Linked DNA regions of Homo sapiens: region 1 is linked to region 2. Evidence: chromatin contacts called from ENCODE Hi-C or POLR2A ChIA-PET data. All regions are on one chromosome and are shown on one strand. Each heading gives the region's core, a stretch centred on a gene start or an enhancer-like site at or near the end of the contact. The rest is flanking DNA. Distances are from core to core; before and after follow the strand shown.

Evidence for each region. Hi-C counts contacts between places; a loop is a spot of excess contacts on that map. ChIA-PET counts read pairs that join two places held with the same protein, here RNA polymerase II (POLR2A). Pooled maps may share reads with other maps.
Region 1: a map of vagina shows a loop between it and region 2 (2.7-fold over the local background). The contact joins two enhancer-like sites. A Hi-C loop is called at or near these places in 18 of 168 maps with a recorded cell type or tissue (GM23248, HAP-1, HepG2 and 14 more) and 2 of 50 pooled maps. POLR2A ChIA-PET finds 5 or more read pairs at or near these places in 2 of 52 experiments (activated CD4-positive, alpha-beta T cell and activated naive CD4-positive, alpha-beta T cell).

The regions. Positions count from the first base shown.
Region 1 is chr10:30,217,906-30,224,068 of GRCh38, reverse strand. The region is part of intron 2 of LOC101929279 (a long non-coding RNA gene); the gene reads right to left. Among named protein-coding and RNA genes, the nearest start is that of MTPAP, 130 kb to the left of the region's middle. RefSeq lists a silencer at 3,970-4,059. Within about 2 kb of position 3,793, at least 8 of the 41 ENCODE cell types and tissues checked have a DNase peak (open chromatin) inside an H3K27ac peak, as active enhancers do.
Region 2 is chr10:29,991,550-29,997,324 of GRCh38, reverse strand. LOC107984218 (a long non-coding RNA gene) reads left to right here. Exons shown (of 2, transcript XR_001747403.2): 2 at 4,061-4,837. Among named protein-coding and RNA genes, the nearest start is that of JCAD, 65 kb to the left of the region's middle. Within about 2 kb of position 3,782, at least 3 of the 41 ENCODE cell types and tissues checked have a DNase peak (open chromatin) inside an H3K27ac peak, as active enhancers do.

The DNA.
Region 1 (6,163 bases), core at 2,544-5,043, 230 kb before region 2:
AGACATTCATGAGGGGTCTGCCCCCATGACCTGAACACCTCCCACTAGGCCCCACCTCCAACACTGGAGATCATATTTCTTTTCTTTTCTTTTTTTCTTTTTTTTTTTAGATGGAGTCTCGCTGTGTTGCCCAGGCTGGAGTGCAATGGCATGATCTCGGCTCACTGCAATCTCCACCTCCCAGGTTCAAGCAATTCTCCTGCCTCAGCTTCCCGAGTAGCTGGGACCACAGGCATGTGCCACCACACCCGGCTAATTTTTGTACTTTTAGTAGAGATGGGGTTTCACCACATTGGCCAGGCTGGTCTTCGAACTCCTGACCTCAGGTGGTCTGCCCACCTCAGCCTCCCAAAGTGCTGGGATTACAGGCGTGAGCCACTGCGCCCAGCCTGGAGGTCACATTTCAACATGAGATTTGGAGGGGACAAACATCCACATTATTTGACAGGCACGTGTTCCGGTGTCCCAGCCAGAGGGAACAGCCCACGCAAAGGCTTGGTGGTGGGAGACAGCATGGCACAGATGAGGAACTTAGACCAGTGCTAGTTATATCAGCATGGAAGCGGGAGGAGCCACAAGAAGGGGAAAAGGATTGGAGATGTACTGGAAAAAGAGGAGCACAAAAATTATTTTTGGAGGGGAAGATAGATATTTTAGGACATGCCATCTGAGATGGCTCTGAGGGATGTAAGATGTGACAGGCACCAGCTCTGAAGCAGGTTCACCGAGGGGTTTGCAGGGGAGCTCAGAGTGTTGTATCTGCTGTTCAGTGCAGTTCCCAAAGTGTCAGCAACCCCAGCTGGGAACAGCAGCTGCCCAGGTAGGAGGGAGGCAGAAGGTGAGGGTCCTCAGGGGTCCCTTATGGGGGGGCTGAACAGTGTGGGGCACCAGCATTAGCAGTGTGGCCACCGCAGTGGCCAGCCGCAGGTTAGCACTTACATATTGGGGTTACAAAAGTCTTACACAGGTGGAGGAATTTCTCTAGGAGTTTCCATGAATTTTTTGTGACATCCATGGGTGCCAGAGGGCAAGATCTGTTCTTTGACATTTGCTTTCCAATTCTCACAGGGACCCAAAGTCAAACTGGGCAGCTGTCCCGTGGTTCCGCGGCCTCATTCCATATGGCTTTACGTTTTTAAAGTTCGCTTACTCCAAATAATTAAAATGCTTTATAGACTTTATGTAGCAGCTTCGCCAGGAGGAGGCTGTTTCAAAGGAGAAGTGACATTCATGCCGTGACTTGGGGGAAACAGGCAAGGATAGGTATTGAACGGAACCTTAGGACTTTGAAATCAGATGCACCATGTCTTTTATTGCTGCTGTTTTTGTTTGTTTGCTTGTTTTTGAGACAGAGTTTTGTTCTTGTTGCCCAGTCAGCTCACTGCAACTTCTGCCTCCCAGGTTCAGGCGATTCTCCTGCCTCAGCCTCCCGAGTAGCTGGCATTACAGGCATGTGCCACCACACCCGGCTAATTTTGTATTTTTAGTAGAGATGGGGTTTCTCCATGTTGGTCAGGCTGGTCTTGAACTCCCGACCTCAGGTGATCCACCCGTCTCGGCCTCCCAAAGTGTTGGGATTACAGGCGTGAGCCACCCTGCCCATCCTATTGCAGCTGTTTTGTTTTATGTTGTTGTTTTTAAAGATAGGGTCTCACTCTGTCACCCAGGCTGGAGTACAGTGGTGTGATCATAGCTTACTGCAGCTTCAAGTTCCTGGGCTTAAGAGATCCTCCTGCACCAGCCTCCTGAGTAGTGAGTCTCAGGGAGTACAGACGCATGCCACCATACCCAGCTTTTTTAAAAAAATTATTTATTTATTTATTTATTTATTTTTTGTAGGGGTGGGATCTTGCTATGTTGCCCAGGCTGGTCTCAAACTCCTAGCCTTCCACCTCAGCCTCCAAAGTGCTGGCATTACAGGCATGAGCTACCATGCCTGGCCTACACCTTGATTTTAACTATTGCTCTGCCATTTTCTTGCCGTTACTTGACCTTGGACAATTTATTTCCTGTGAGCCTCAGGTTCTTTGTGTGTGAAATGGAATAAGATTGTTCTATTACAGATTTGTCACATGGAGATTACAGAGTAAATGTCTATCAAGTGTCTAGCTCGGTTCCTGTTTCTCTCAGGTGTCTCCAGGTGCAGCCTGTGCATCATGGAAATGTCTGTAGGTCTGACACCTTTGGCAGGGAATGTCCTGTGGCCCCAGCTCGTTCCTTGATGTAGTCTGTGCATCATAAAATGTCACAATGGCAGCTTTGTTTATTGGCTTTCCCCAACAGCATTGGGGAAAATTGCTGCCGAGTATTTTTCCATTTATGGAGAGCTGCTCTCCATATATGTGCTGCTCTTATATAAGATTTGGGCTCAGGCTTGCTGGTTTGCTGGTGTGCATCCTATTGTCCCTAAATAGGGCAAAGAGCACCCCATGGTCCCCTGATGAATATGCAAACTGAGGGCAACTGGAGCCTGAGCAACCTCTCCTGTTTCATGCTCAACCAGTGTGTTTCCCATCCCTTATACACCTCCTCATTCAAAGAAGGATTCCAAGCAACTTACAGAGCTAGAACCAATGTAAGAAGCAATCACGAGTAGCTGAGGCAGGAGAATCGCTCGAACCCGGGAGGCGGAGGTTGCAGTGAGCCGAGACCATGCCACTGCACTCCAGCCTAGCAACAGACCGAGATGCCGTCTAAAACAAACAAACAAAAAGAAGAAATCACGAGGATGCAAAAATAAGAATAGTAACCCAAATGTAGGTCATAAGGCTTTGACTGCATTGGTAGAGGTGGCTTTCAAATTTGGCTCTGAACATCTTAGCAGCCGGGGTGGAAAGGAAAGCAGATGTAGCCAGCTTGTGATACCATCCGGCAAAACCATGTTCCCAGTACAAAAAGGAGCGTAAATCGTTTTAGCTGGTATTAAGTCTACATATATTTAGTACTCATGGGGCACACGGACCTTTTATGGAGACAGGGACTTGTTGGATTAACAAAAGCAGCAATGTTATCCCTGAACTCACTAACATTTATAATCTGATTTTTCAAGGCAATTAGTTTGTGGAAAGCCACAAGCAATATTTTGAACAGATTTCATGGAAGCAGTGGAGCCGCGGGGCATTCTGTGAGGCGCTCTGCGTCTGGTCTCTTCTCTCTGATGAACTGCTCAGGTGGCATCGGCTCATCTCAGTCTACCCCTCATGGCACATAGGAATACAAATAGACACCTACCCAAAAAATGAATGCCACCCTATGTGTGTATTTTGATCACACCCTTTAAACATTGATGAGGTTTTTGCTTGTAGTAAATTAAAAACAGTCAATCCAACAGGGAACTTGAAAAATATATGATTCTCGTTCACACAGTGAAACCATAATTATTTGTGCCCCGTTGGGAATCTCTAGGTTTCCATGTGGTTCTTTCAAAACCCCTGTAACAGAGGAGGCTCTTCAGGGAAGGCGGGGCCTGAAAGCCCTGAACGGGCATTGGGGAAAATAGCTGCACAGTTTTTCTTTTAGTGTTGTGGAGGAGGGAGAGGGAGCAGAGGTCTTGGAAATCATTGAGTACGCGGGGGGCAGAGAGGGTAGAGACAGGTGAAAGAACTGAAACACACTGAGAGGTCACAGAAAGTCCTCTGTTAACAGCAATAGCCAAAATATCTCCCGGAAATTGGGAAACATTGCTGTTATGTATAAAATTATATTAAGCTTCCAGCTCTGAGCCCACGTTTCCTCCTTCAGCCGCACATTCCTTTCCGCCACTCACTCTGCTGCCTTCTCGTCCTGTTTGTGCAACTGACATGTGATCTCTCAAAACCAAGCCTGGACTTGACTTCACTCACCGACCTTTGTTCCAAAAAGAGACCCTCTCACGCTGCAAGCTTTGGCTCCCTGGAACATGGGGCTGCCCGGGAAGAGCGCCCATTGCTTTTGTAGCAATGGCCTGGGGCACGTGGATTAGGTTTGCTGTTTTGCAGTAATGCTGCACACTCAGCCTCACAGGGTGATCCTTGACTGACAGCTGTGCTCCTCCCCAGCTGTGGGGGAAGTTACTATTCTTATCAAACAGTACGGGTCCATCATTATGTTTCCTGCAGCAACCTCACTTGATTTTCACCAAGTATTATCATCAGTACCTTCTTCCCAATTTCTCATTTTGAAAATATTCAAACGTGCAGAAAAATGGAAAAAATCATAAAGTGAAATTTTTACACTTTTGGACCAGAGTCACCAATTTTGCCCCATTTGCTTGTTCTCTCTCCAGTGCACGCTTGGGTGCACCTCTCTCTCTCTCTCTCTCTCTGTCTCTCTCTCTATCTTTCTCTTCCTCTCCCCCGGCCACTCCCTCCCTCTTTGTTCTATGTTATTTATATACATATATCCACTTCTTTTTGCTTAACTATTTGAAAATAAATTGTAGTCATCACAATAGTTCATCTCTAAATACTTCAGCATGAATCTCCTTAGAATTAGAATGGTTTCCTACCTAATTGTAGTATCATTGTCATACTTAATAAAATGAAGAATTTCAGCCAGGTGCGATGGCTCATGCCCGTAATCCCAGCACTTTGGGAGGCCAAGGCGGGTGGATCACTTGAGGTAAAGAGTTTGAGACCAGCCTGGCCAACATGGTGAAACCCCATCTCTATTAAAAATACAATAAATTAGCCAGGTGTGGTGGCATGTGCCTTTAGTCCCAGCTACTGAGGAGGCTGAGGCAGGAGAATTGCTTGAACCCAAGAGGCGGAGGTTGCAGTGAGCCAAGATTGCACCACTGCACTCCATCCTGGGCAACATGGCAAGACTCTGTCTCAAAACTAAATAAATAAATAAAATGAACAATTTCATTATATCTTCTCATGCAGTATATATTCCTTTGTCCAATTCAGGATCCTATTAAGTTTCAAGCATTGCATGTGACTGTTACTGCTCTTTAATTTCTTTATTATAGAACAGTCCACATGCTTTTCTATCTTTTGTGATGCATTTTTTGAAGAGTTCAGACCAATGGTCTTGTGCCATATTCTGCCTTCCAGATTGATCTGGTTGTCTCTTCATGGTGGTGTTTACTGTGTTCCTGGTAGCTCCTATTTTTTCCCTGTAACTCAGAGTACCTTAAGTCTAAATGTGTGATTAGATTCAGCTTAAACAACATTGGTAAGAACATTACAGAAGTGGCCTTGAAAACTTGTGCTTTCATCACATCAAGAGGCACATGCTATTAGGTTGCCCTAATATTTGTGATGCAAGTTTGATATTTTGGCTAAGACTGTGACCACCAGATCTCTCCATTGTATAGATGCAGTTTGCTGTTGTTTTCAACTGTCAAATTATCTGTAGGGGGGATACTTTGAGATTGTTTGAATACCTTGTCACTAACAATATTGTGTCCAGCTGTTAAAGAATACATGAAGATCCCTGCCTCAATCAGTTATTACATTGAGAGCTGCAAAATTATTTTTTAAATTTGAGAATCTTTTCAACATTTATTAACTGGACTTCTGTAAAAGAGGAGTTTCCTTTCTTCTTCCACCTTTATTTCTCTCTCTCTCTCTCTCTCTCTCTCTCTCTCTCTCCCCTTCACTCCCTTTCTCTCTCTTTGTGGCACAAGTCATCTCAGGCTCATCTTGTGCTTTCTCTGCCCCAGATCTAAAGTCAGCCATTTCTCGAGGGATCCCTGGTTCCTTTTAGTGGGAATGACACTTAGAAGCCAAAATCTGGGCACTGGTTGTGCTCAGGCCATTTCAGCAAGCAAAGCTGGGAGATGCGTTGTCAACATAATCATGAGTTCTTTTTTTTTTTTTTTTTTGAGACAGAGTCTAGCTCTGTCACCCAGGCTGAAGTGCAGTGGCATGATCTCGGCTCACTGCAACCTCTGCCCCCTGGGTTCAAGCAATTCTCCTGCTTCAGCCTCTAGTGTAGCTGGGATTGCAGCTGCCTGCCACCACACCCAGCTAAATTTTGTATTTTTAGTAGAGACGGGGTTTCACCATCTTGGCCAGGCTGGTCCCGAACACCTGACCTCGTGATCCACCCGCCTAGGCCTCCCAAAGAGCTGGGATTACAGGCGTGAGCCACTGCGCCCAGCCAGTCATGAGTTCTTAATGACATTTCCTGCACAAATGTCATAGTATAGGACTTCTCTTATCTTCCTTTATTTTGT
Region 2 (5,775 bases), core at 2,533-5,032:
TTCCCTCACTTTGTAAGAGTCAAATAAAATCACAGTATCTGTTGACACCACACAACCTATGAATCCACTTTTAAAAACATTATTTTTTTTCCTCCAAGAGACAATTACGTTGTGGTTTCTGGACAAGAGAATCTACTGACCTGTCTGCACATAATCTTCAGCAAGTCATCTCATTTTCTGAGACTGTTTCCTTATCCATAAAACGTCCCCCTTTTCTCAGTGGGGTAACTGGAAGATCACTTGAGATCCCACATGTCAGTGGGTCTTAGTCCTGGAGGCACATTCAGAAAGACTGCTGTTTGTGTTCCTCCAGACCAATGAAATCAGAATTTCTTGGTGTTTGGATTAGGCCACGGTGATTTGATAAAACTCTACCATGCAGCCACATCTGCTAACCGCAAAAGCCCCCCTAAGAACAGAGAACCACGGCAAACTCTACAGGCATGAGAAATTCTGCATATCATTTGCGCGTGGTAACCAGACACTCTCCCCAGATAGAGGATCCAGGGGTGTTCTGGCTGTGCCAGGCTTCCTGTGGTTAATCCACCCTTTCCCCACACCCTGGGCTTGTGACAAGTGTCAGACGACCAGCAGAGCTCCCATGCAGCTGTCCTTTTGGGTACTTCCAACAGCAGATGACTGGGGAGTCGGGCTGGCTTTGTGTACATGTCAAATAGGCTGCCTGGCATCTTACTTCACCTGAGTTCAGGGAATCTTGGTGGTGGGTTGAACTGGGATCAGATTTCCCCATAGGAAAAACAAGTATCAGGGGCAGGGCATGCAGCCCTCGGTTACCCCTCCCTCACCCCCCCTCACCTCTGACCTGTCCTCTGTCCCCTCCCAGTCTCTTTCCTTTGGTTAGCCCTTCCTGAGGTTGTCTAGGAGGTGGGAAAGGAAGGGGCTCATTTTTGTTCCCTTCCTAGTCCTGTCCAGGCACCGGTCCCAGGACTCTGCTCAAGAACCTGGACCAAAAACCAAGGGCAAGAGGAGGCTCTCTTGTTCCTTTTCAATTAGCTTGTTTTTTTTTTTGAAGGAGTTTCACTCTGCCGCCCAGGCTGGAGTGCAGTGGTGCAATCTCGGCTCGCTGCAGCCTCTACCTCCTGAGTTCAAGTGATTCTCCTGCCTTACCCTCCTAAGTAGCTGGGACTGCAGTCACCTGCCACCATGCCCAGCTAATTTTGTGTGTTTTTAATAGAGACAGGGTTTCACCATGTTGACCAGGCTGGTCTCAAACACCTGACTTCAGATGATCCACCCTCCTTGGCCTCCCAAACTTTTTTTTTTTTTTTTGAGGCAGAGTCTCACTGTCACCCAGGCTGGACTGCAGTGACACAATCTTATCTCACTGCAACCTCTGCTTCCCAGGCTCAAGTGATTCTCCTGCCTCAGCCTCCTGAGTAGCTAGGATTACAGGCGCACACCACCACACCCAGCTACTCTGTATTTTTAGTAGCGATGAAGTTTCGCTGCATCAGCCAGGCTGGTCTTGAACTCCTAACCTCAGGTGATCTGTCTGCCTTGGCCCCCCAAAGTGCTGGGATTATAGGCCTGAGCCACCTTACCTGACCACTTTTGTTCTTTTTCTACTATTTTCCATGAGCCTTTTGGTTATGCAGTTAGCTTTGCCCCCAGGCTGGGAGGATAATTCCTCCAGCACAGAAATTCTTCAGGGAAGTAGGAAAATGTTGGTCTGCCCATTGTTGACAACCCCCAAAAGCCATAAGGTGATTTTGGCCACATCCCAGCATAGCAAGGGAGGCCCCTGAGGACCTACCAAAAATTCGGGCCATCCCCCATCTGCTTTCAAGCAACCCCTATCCTGAGATGGCTTAACTGACTCTCCCTCAGGAGTGTGTTTTGGGAGTGACAGAATGCCTGTCTTTAAACAGTCTTTGGCCCAAAATCCAGGGACATGCAGGGAGTTCGAGGAGATCAAATACAATCTAGAGAGACTGTGAAAAATGGATTAGTCCTTTGCTGAAGGGTGTTTTACTTTAGGATTCGAACTTGAATTTCTTGTTCGGTAGACATTGCTTTCCTCCTCTGGCCTGTTTTCCCCTACTTCCCGAGTACTTGACCACACAGGTAAAGTCTACCCTCCCCAGCCTTCCATGTGACTGGGTGTGGCCATATAACCAAGTTCTTTTCAGAGAGACAGATGCCACTTCTGCCTCACTTGCTCAAGAGGAATTTGCTGTCCCAGACGCTCTCTCTTTTTCCCTTCAATGACATCTCACGACCTGGCCCCAGCTTTGCAGCCAAAGGCAACACCCTAGGAGATGATGAAATCACAAGACAGACACCTGGGTCCTTGCCAGTGAGGGTCAATGCTCTGATTTATTTAGCAGAAACAGTCCTCCAATGTGGAGACCATTACATGAGAGAGAAATAAACATCTATCTTCCTTCAGGCACCATGTGTTTGGTCTCTTGGCTATAGCAGCTGACCCTTTATCTCGAGGCATTCATTGTCCACATGAGTTTCAGGGATCATAACCTCTATGCCACGCTTCCACTCTTAGCACAATTGTCAACACCTCCCTTCTCAAGAACAGCAATTTGCCTGCCTCTATTTTCCAAATACTTTGAAATCCATCAGTCTTTCTTATGATCCCAGGAGTGGCCAAAGATTATTATGATGGAGAGCGCCCTACTTACAAATCAGGCTCTATAGTTAGAGGATAAGATGAAAGTCATACAGAGTCAAAGAGATCCTTGAAAAATGCTCCAGGGGGAGGGTGCAGTGGCTCACGCCTGTAATCCCAGCACTTAGGGAGGTCCAGGTGGGAGGTTCACTTAAGGCCAGGAGTTGGAGACCAGCCTGGGCAATGTAGCCAGACCCCATCTCTACAAAAAAAAAAAAAAAGTGTTCTGGAAGTCTCCATGTAAGATCATCTCTCAATAAGCCCAACATGGGGTAGCTTTTTCTTCACCCCAGGGTGTCTGGATTACATCCACAAGCTGCGCAGTAGAAGAAATATCTCTGAAACATGTTCAGTATGGCAAGATGCTCACAACATGTCAAAGCCTTGAGTTTCAAGACAGACAGAACAGAGAGCAGATTCTCATGCTCAGCTCACCCGGGGCAGTGGTTCTCAACCAGAGGTGATTTTGCCCCCAAGGGGGACCTGTAGCAATGTCTGGAGACATTTTTATTATGACTGGTGTAGAAGGCTCCTGGCATCTGGTGGGTAGAGGCAGAGATGCCGCAAAATATCCTCCAATGCACGGGACAGCCACCATAAAACAAAGAATGATCTGGCCCAAAATGTCAAGAACTCTGAGGCTGAAAAACCTTTCTCTAAGGCATAGGTTTATTGAGAGGCATGGCCTAGCAGATCGTCATGTGTAAACACTCCAGAATTCTCCCCAACCCTTTCCCTGACTTGTCCATGTTTATTTTCATTTGAGCAAGTTAAATATGCTCCCCTCGTTGCTCTTTGAGCCTGACAGGATGAGGATGACAAGATCATGGATCCTTGGCAATGTCTTGAGTGTCCTAGAGACCAAAGATATCCTATCCAGGCTGGTTCAGGGAGTTTCATCAATCACAGTTCACCGTGCTGGATCTTGTCTAATTTGTTGCTTTCTAAATAGTAGCCTCCCACTCTCCTGTGGAAAGAATGTTCTGCTGATGTGAGGCTTTCCTTGTCAGGGACACCTCCCGCCACAGCCAGTCTCAAAGCTTCTCTCCTTTGTTTCATCCTGGAATGTTTCAAGAAACACCCACCCCACGCCAGCCGCACACATCTCATAGTTGCTCTCCCAGGGTGTCTTCTGCTCTCGTGATCCCCCTCCAGCCTTGCCTCGTAAATCAGCCCGCGACCTCGCCTCCCTGGGGCTGCTGCGCTTCTCTGAACTCGCTCCAGTGGGTCCACATCTTTCTGATAATGAGGTGCCAGACAGGAGCGGAGGGGCCTGCTGCGATCCGTGGGAGCGTTCAAGCCCTGTCCTGGGGAGCGCTGGGGGTGGAGCCCGGTGTCATGGTAGGGAGGGGGCCCTCTGGAAGCTTCAGTGCCTGAAGGGCTCACATAAGGCACCTCACTTCTTTATTCTTGCAGAGGCCCTTGATGGTGGACAGACCCCAGCACGGCCCTGGACAGATTGTGAGGCACAGAGAAGTCACCTGCCACCTCCCCACCGTCAGAACAATGATGGCAGACACCACCAGGTCCTGAGGCTCTCCTGGCCTTTGGGCACTGTTCCTGCTGCCTTACAGACATGATCTCATTGAACACTCATGAACACTCACAACATCATAAGCCTCACTCGGGCATCTATGCTAGACACTGAGGGGACAGCAGAGAGCCAAGAAGACAAAAACCTTGGCTGTCAGAGAAAGAGGTTGCGTTCTAGTGGGGGAAATAGACAAAATAAGGAACACACATGGTACAGTTGTGTGTCACTTAACAGTGGGGATATGTTATGAGAAATGTGAAGGCAATTTCATCATCGTGTGAACATCATAATGTTATAGGAGTTAATAAGAAATTATTTTAGGCAGATAGGGAAAGCGGTCCTTGGAAAGTTTTTGTTTCTTTTAAAGCAGCTAAAGAAAAGTTTCTTATCTAGCAGGAAAGCTCCGGCTCTTAGAGCTAGGCCGGCAACCTCTGATATGCAAATAAATGCTGGCCATTAGAAAATGGGTCCACCCAAACATGGCGATTCTCACCCTCTTCCTTGCCCTCACATGTGCCTGGCAACATGGCGGCACCCCCATATCCCCATGTGTGTAGAATATCATGGCGCCCTGCATTTGCAAAAAAAAAAAAAAAGTGTATATATAACTTCTGTTAATCAAAAGTCGCAACTAAGAAAATAAAAATGCAAGCCACAAAGTGGGAGAAGTTACTTGCAATACATTTCCTAACAAAGGATTCGTATCTAAAATATATAAAGAATTCCTACAAATTAATAAGGAAAGGGTAGATGACCGCAAAGAAACATTACAAAGTCTTGAATAAACACAGAAGACAATATCCAAATGGCCAATAACATAGGAAAAAGTATTCGACTCCATCACTCATCAAGGAAATGCAAATTAAAACCACAATGAGGCCTGGCGCGGTGGCTCATGCCTGCAATCCCAGCACTTTGAGAGGCTGAGGCAGGCGGATCACGAGGTCAGGAGATTGAGACCATCCCGGCTAACATGGTGAAACCCCGTCTCTACTAAAAAAATACAAAAAGTTAGCTGGGGGTGGTGGCACACGCCTGTAGTCCCAGCTACTCAGGAGGCTGAGGCAGGAGAATCGCTTGAACCTGGGAGGCATAGGTTGCCGTGAGCTGAGATCACGCCACTGCACTCCAGCCTGAGCAACAGAGTGAGACTCCATCTCAAAAAAAAAAAAACAAACAAAACCAAAACAAAAACAAAAAACCCCAAAAAACACCACAATGAGGTGTCTGTAGACACACATCAAAATGTTTCAAAATTATTAAAATATTGACCGCATAAAGCGTTAGTGCGATGGTTAATTTTAGGTGTCATCTAAACTGTGCCACAGAGTGCCTCATTAAATCATATTTCTGGATGTGGCTGCGAGGGTGTTTCTGGATGAGATTAGCATTTGAAGGAGTGGACTCAGTGAGGCAGGTTTTCCTCCCCAGTGTGGATGGGTACCATCCAATCCGTTGAGGGGCTGAATGGAACAAAAAAAGCAGCGAAGAGTGAATTTGCCAAATTTTGCTTCCAGCCTTCCTGTTTGAGCTGGGACATCAGTCCTCTGCTGCCCTTGGACTGGGATTCACATCGTTGGCTCTGGCCTTTGGACTT